Linked DNA regions of Homo sapiens: region 1 is linked to region 2. A link is a contact called in ENCODE Hi-C data. All regions are on one chromosome and are shown on one strand. Each heading gives the region's core, a stretch centred on a gene start or an enhancer-like site at or near the end of the contact. The rest is flanking DNA. Distances are from core to core; before and after follow the strand shown.

The links. Hi-C counts contacts between places; a loop is a spot of excess contacts on that map. Pooled maps may share reads with other maps.
Region 1: a loop to region 2 is called in a map of CD8-positive, alpha-beta T cell, with 19 times the contacts of the local background. The contact joins the promoter of ANKRD13A here to the promoter of CORO1C in region 2. A Hi-C loop is called at or near these places in 2 of 168 maps with a recorded cell type or tissue (CD8-positive, alpha-beta T cell and naive thymus-derived CD4-positive, alpha-beta T cell), 1 of 37 single-sample maps with no recorded cell type and 9 of 50 pooled maps.

Annotation. Positions count from the first base shown.
Region 1 is chr12:109,997,763-110,001,079 of GRCh38, forward strand. ANKRD13A (ankyrin repeat domain 13A) reads left to right here and starts at 1,668. Exons shown (of 15, transcript NM_033121.2): 1 at 1,668-2,022. The coding sequence starts at 1,927. It also overlaps a transcript of GIT2 not described here. RefSeq lists an enhancer at 1,392-1,581 and silencers at 1,662-1,781, 1,792-1,881.
Region 2 is chr12:108,730,194-108,733,496 of GRCh38, forward strand. CORO1C (coronin 1C) reads right to left here and starts at 1,325. Exons shown (of 11, transcript NM_014325.4): 1 at 1,236-1,325. It overlaps LOC105369969 (a long non-coding RNA gene), which reads left to right and starts at 3,216. Exons shown (of 3, transcript XR_945328.4): 1 at 3,216-3,259. RefSeq lists silencers at 604-883, 1,074-1,583 and an enhancer at 1,196-1,999.

The sequences.
Region 1 (3,317 bases), core at 418-2,917, 1.3 Mb after region 2:
CTAATTACTGTTTTTCTTCATATGCGTGGAATTTGAGAATAACAATAGCTAACATGGGATAATTTACAAAATGGTGTGAGATAAACACAATGAAATGAGGTAAATCAGTGTGAAGGAGAAAGGAGATGTGACCCTAATACCAATGACTACTTATTGTCTGTCTTACATATAAACACAGCTATGATCTCCATTCAGCAAATATTGAATGCCTGTTGTTAGCCAGGTACTATTTTGGTTTTAGATACTCTGGTAAGCAAAACGATGTGGTTCCTGTCATTATGGGGTTTTCTGATTAATGAGATAGGGAGATTTTCAATAAACACGGCATGATGAAGAAGAAGGAGAACGTTAAGTTGCAAAAGGCATCTGAAAGAATGAGAAGTGCTGGAAAAGGCCTCAGAAGCACTGGTCTTGAGTCCATCTCTACAGTGTGATAAATGTGTGATGGAGAAATAATCACAGAATTCCCACGCATTCCATGGTTAGAGTCTCCGGGTGCCATCCTGGTGCTCCTGCATCCTGTTTTGGTTTAACAACTCACAAATCTTCTGGGCTCCACATCTGTGGAGAATGGATTAGGTTGGGATTCTTGAACAGCTGTTGTTGCAGGCATCTGAAGAGCTGGATGTGCATACACTCAGAGGGCAGAGGGAATGTTTTCACAATGCATTAAATAGCTTCATCCAGCTATGTGGTCTAGTTGTAGACAGCTGAGCTGAAGCAGCAGCAGAAAGTTCAAGCCCATGAGTAGCTAGCTGTAAGTTGATTTGGTTCTTCATTGAGTCAAGGAGGCATAGTGCCTGAAACTCAAAGAATAAACTTCATATTCGCAGACTGTGGTCAAATATGTATATTATTTATCAGTCCTTTCAGCCATAACCTCAAATCCAAAAAGCTAGCTTAAAAATGACATTCATACATGGACTAAATCACCACCATAGTTAGCTATTGAATCATAACCCGGTTCGGAGTTCAAATAGAAGCGGTTCTCAACTGAGGACGATTTTTCTCCCCGAGACGACATTTGGCAATATCTGGAGAGACATGTTTTGGGGAGTGCTACTGGCATTGAGTGGGGAGAAAGACCAGGGCAACTGCTCAGCATCCTACAAGGACCGGACAACCCCCACACAAAAACTGCCCAGTTCAATATGTGCCGAGGTTGAGAAATCATGAAGTAGAAATATCCCCTTTTATGCAAATACTGTATTTGAAGCCACTTCGCCAGGGTTTAGCGTTCCTCCTTCAAAAATTGTCCGGTGTTGCCCACTTCCAAAATGGCTTTTGACCCGTCGTGGAAGCATCTGTCCTGCTCCAAAAAGGCTGCAAGGGTGTCGGCAGCTGGAATGGTTTGGTCCGGGGCTCAGTTGTCACCCCCTGACTTCAGAGCCAATGGAAGAGGCCCAGTTGTGGACCGAACCACATGGGGCTACTGGAGCAGGGGGAAAGAAGCTGGGGACAGGTAGACGGAACTTTCCGCGTGGAGATCTTTGGCCAAGAGAATGAGCCTCAGCTCTGTTCTGTGGGCTGCACTGAGTTTCTCGGTGTGAGCTGGAGGTGGGTGCAATGGCGCGGACCCCGGACCCGGTGCCCAAGGTCGCCTATCCCCGCCGCGGCATGCGGTGGTTCGCTCTCCGCACTTCCCTGTTTGGGGCAGTTAGGTCCGCAGAAGTCTGTCCGCGAGCTGTCAGCGCGGGCGGGAACGCCGCGGGGCGCGGGGTGGGCGCGGCCGACCTGGTCCCTGAGCCGGCCGGCGACCCCGGACCTCCCGCGCGCCCCGCACCCGACCGGCTCAGCCGGCCGGCAGCGTAACACGCCCTACGCTCGCTTGCTCGCCGGCCTCAGGGCAGGCAGGCGGGCGCGGGAGACCCCGCCGGGGCCGAGACTTGGGGCGGGCGACGAGGACCAGGTTACGGCCTCCTCGCCATGTCCTCGGCCTGCGACGCGGGCGACCACTACCCCCTGCACCTCCTAGTCTGGAAAAACGACTACCGGCAGCTCGAGAAGGAGCTGCAGGGCCAGGTGAGGGGCGGGGCGGGGGTCCGTCTCCCGGTGGGGACTTCGGGGAATCGGGGGTCGTTTCGCCTCCCTGAGCCCATTTCCAGCCCTCTGTCCCCGGGATCCCCAGACCCCTTCCACTTTGCAGGTGTGGGACAGTCCTAATAATAGGACACGTATCGAGTGCTTACCGTGCGACGGGCTTTTTAAATATCTTCTCTCTTCACCTTTCCAATAACGCTGGTGGGTAGGTACTGTTACTTTTCCACTGGACAGAGAAGGAAACAGGTCCTCAGACGCTACGTGCCTTGTGCGAGGCCGCCCCGCTGATAAATGCCAAGTCGGGATTTTAACTCGGGCCGGCTGGCTCCGGAATGCACCGTCTTAACCATTTTTAGGTTCTGCTGCCTCAAAGACGTAAGAATAGCACACTCTCCTTGTTGTAAGGAAGGGCTTGGTTGGTTTTGGAGTCCAGGTTCTAACTCGCCCTGTGACCTTGGGCAAGGCATTTTCCCTCTCTGGCCGACGTTAACTTAGCTGTAGAATGAGGATGTTGGTGCTGGGGCAGAACCCAACACTTGACTCTATTGATAGGTCTGGGGTGAGGTCCAGGTGCCGCATTTTTAACAAACTCCCCAGGGAGGCTGATACCTAGCAAAGTTTGAGAATCACGGGTTCTCAGGCTCCTTAAAATCCCTTCCTGTTCTAAAGTGCTTTGATGCTTTAATCTTTTCATTATTGCTATCTCTTTAAAGCAGTAGTGCTCTCAGTTGGAGGTGATTTTGCACCCACGACCCCCCGGGGACATTTGGCAATGTATGGGACATTTTTGGTTGTTGAAAGTGGGGAGTGGGTGCTTCTGGTAGTGGGTAGAGGCCGGTTATGCTGCTCAACATCCTACAATGGCCAAGACAGCCCCCCGCAACTAAGACTTCTCCGGCCCCCAAAGCCGACAGCGTCTTGGTTGAGAAACTCTGCTTTTCTTTCTTTCCTTCTTTTTTTTTTTTTTTTTTTGAGACTGAGTTTCGCTCTTGTTGCCCGGGCTGGAGTGCAATGGTGCGATCTCGGCTCACTGCAACCTCCGCCTCCTGGGTTCAAGCGATTCTTCTGCCTCAGCCCCCCAAGTAACTGAGATTACAGGGATGCACCACCACGCCCGGCTAATTTTGTATTTTTAGTAGAGATGGGGTTTCTCCATGTTGGTCAGGCTGGTCTCAAACTCCCGACCTCAGGTGATCCGCCCGCCTCAGCCTCCCAAAGTGCTGGGATTACAGGTGTGAGCCACCACGCCTGGCTGAGAAACTCTGCTTTTAAAGTCT
Region 2 (3,303 bases), core at 75-2,574:
CACGTTTGCAACATGTAGAGCAAGCACTTTAGACACCACAAAACAAGGGCAGCCTACATTACGGCCAAATATAGGATGTGTTTCTAAATCGTGATGCAGTAAAGCCTACGATTCCTTTTCCAGCGTTCAAAATCCTTTGAACACTCCCAAAAAAGGATGCCAGGGCCAGCGCCTCCCTCCAAGAGGAAGCCCCTTTCTTCTCAGCTCTCACCGCAGCCTGCCACTTCCCCCAACACATTCAAATCATTTGAGAGACGGAGAGCTGGGGAGCGTGCGCCGGTGGGGACAGGCGGGAGAGCTCGGTTTCTGCATTCCCACCCTCCACGTCTGACCTCATCCTCAGTCATTTCGGCGCAGCGGGGCCCCACCTGCACCTCGCTCCTTTTTACTGCGTCCCTCGCCAGCTGCCCCGCTATTAGGGAAACACACCTCTGAATCACCCAGTTCACTCGGACACCCTGGGCCCCCGATCCGACAGCCTTCCTGCTTCGTTCCTCCCCTCCCAACCCCCAGCCAGTCCCAGCCCTCTGCTCCCTTGGCCGGGCTCAGCCTCTTCCCAAGCCGCCCCCACCCACATTACTCCAGCTCCAGCTCTGCCCCGCCCCGCCTGACCCCCAACCGAGATCTGCAGGGCCCAGAGCTGGTCTCGCACCCAAAGCCAGGAAACCCGCAGGCCAGGCGGCCGCCCTCGCCCCTCCCGACGCAGGGCCCAGCTCGCCCCGGCCCCACGTGAGCCCGGCCCCTACCCGCCCCCACCCACTCGTTCCCTGGGGCGGCCCAAACCCAGTCCCCAGGCCTGGAGCCCCCGGGCTCTACGCCTCGCCCGAAGCAGCCCTTCCCTCCCAGCACCTCGCCCAAGCAGGCGATCCCTGACCCCTAAAAGCCTTCCCTGGGCAGCCTCGTCCCACCTCGGCCCGCGGCTCCGCACCCGGCCAGGAGCGTTCCGGACCTCGAAAGCCTCCTCCCCACAGGGACCCTGCTTCACGCTCCCCACGCCACCTGGTTCGGTCCCCAACTCCCTTTCCCCGAGCCCCCGACAGCAGCCCCCGGCCCTAACCCCTTGCAACCCAGCCCGTGAACCCGCGCCCCGCGCGCCCACCCAGCACTGTCCCCTCCACCTAGCCCTGCCCCTCGCCCCGCCGGCTCCTGTCAGGCGGCGCAGGCACATGCTCAGAGGACAGGTCCGCCCGCCCGACTCGCTCTCAGGCTGCCCCCGCCGGGCGCGAGCCGCTCACCCGGGCCGAGGTGCCTGAGGCGCCGCCGCCGAAGTCCCCGCTGCAAAGCCGGGCGAAGCCTCCAACCGCTGCCGCCTCCAGCCTGGCACTGAGCGCCGTGCGGGGGAGGGGCGCGGGCAGCCGCCACCGCCCCCGCCACCGCGCGTAGGCCCCGCCCCCGCGCCGCGCGGGACCCAACCAGGGCTGCCGGGCCGCTGTGCGCCACGCCCACTTCCGGAGGGGAAGCCCGCTTCCCACCCCACGTTCCACGCCTCGCTACGCCCCCTCTGGTCGCACCGAGGGATGCAGGCGGTGCCCAAGCGCACGCCCCGCTCTCCAGTCATCTGAGTGGTAGAGGGCCACGCCCACAGGCGCCTCCGAGCAACGCCCACTGCTCCTTAGACCCCGGAGCGGGGTTCTTAGAGCCCCGCCCACTGACCCGCTAGGCTCTGCAAGGCCACGTCCCCTGGCTCCTCAAAGATTCCCCCAGAGCCCCTCAATACAGGAACATTAGCTCCTCTGAGCCCCGCGCACTGCCTATCCGAGTCCTTAAACCAGCCTCCTGCTTCCCTAAGCCCGGCTCCCCTCCCACTGCTTCAGAACTCGCCCAGCGGCCTCACAAAGCCCCGCCCCGTCTTCCAGAAGCCCCGCCCAAGGACCGCAACCCTATTCCTAGCATCTCAAGCCCCGCCCACTACCCCATCTCAACGTTTAAACCCCAAGCCCCGCCCCGAATTCGCGAATCCACGCCTCTGGCTCCCGAGGCTCCGCCCTGGCTCCGTCACACCCTACCACCACCTCCCTTGAGGACTGCCGACGTTCCAGCCCTCCCTGAACCGTCCATTGTCACATTCCTAGTGCAGAGTGGCCGCCCCTGGGCTGGGCCACACCCACGTAACCCCAAAGAGGGCCCGTGATTGACCCCATTTCGCAGGTGAGGGAATGGAAACTTCAGGGTTCCTCCCTTCCTTTCCCTGGCCAGAGTCCCTTAATAACTCGGCGGCCCAGGCCTGAAAGTCGGAGCACGGGAATTTGAGCCTCAGCTCTGCGGCCGTCAGACTGTGTGACCTGGGACAGTTCTCTTACCTCTTTGGGCCTGAGTCCCCTAATCTTCAGCATGAAGAAGTTGTCCTGTTAATAGCTAAAGTCCCTTTCTGAAACACCAAGCTCTGAAATACCGAGATTTGAGGAAACAGAGCCTGGGGAACCGAACCGACTGTGGGGTAGGGCTATTTACTTCCCAAAGCAAGGCATCTTTGCCATTCACAGGGGGATTTTTTATTTTAAGCGTCAGCCTCAGAAACGTGTGTTATTTAAATCAAGCTTGACCTGAACTAAGACAGCTATCACAGCAAATTATTTATCCTCTCTAAGGGTCAGTTTCTTTATCTGTAAAATGGGGATAACAGCCCCTCCCTCACAGGGTTCCATGAGATCATATTAGCAGCCATGATCGTGGCATTACTTTTTGCCATTAAAAGGAATGGCAAAAACCGCGATTACTTTTGCACCAGGATAATAGTAATATACTTAGAAGAGTTCCTGGCTTGTGATAAACGCTCGACAGTACCTGTTGCTGCTACTGCTGGGACTCAACAAAATGAAAGGATGGGTTTTATTTTGCCTTCAAGCAGCCACTCCTAATAGGAGGAATTCAGCACCCTTCCTGCAGTAAGATTTGCCACTCACTTTATTTAAATGAGATAAACGTGATGAAACGCCTACTGCAGTGCCTGCCATATGGTGAGGCTCAAAAACAATTCACTTGTTTTTGTTTGTTTGAGACACAGTCTTGCTCTGTCGCTCAGGCTGGAGTGCAGTGGGGCAGTCCACGGCTCACTGCAGCATGGACCTCCCGGGCTCAAGTAATCCTCCCACCTCAGCCTCCCACGTAGCTGAGACTACAGGCACGCGCCACCATGCCCAGCTAAATTCTTAACATTTTTCTGTAGAGATGAAGTCCTGCTATGTTGCCCAGGCTGGCCTCAAACTCCTGAGCTCAAGAGATCCTCCCACCTCGGCCTCCCAAAGTGTTGGGATTACAGGTATGAGCCACTGTGCCCACAATTCAATAGTTTTGAACAATAAA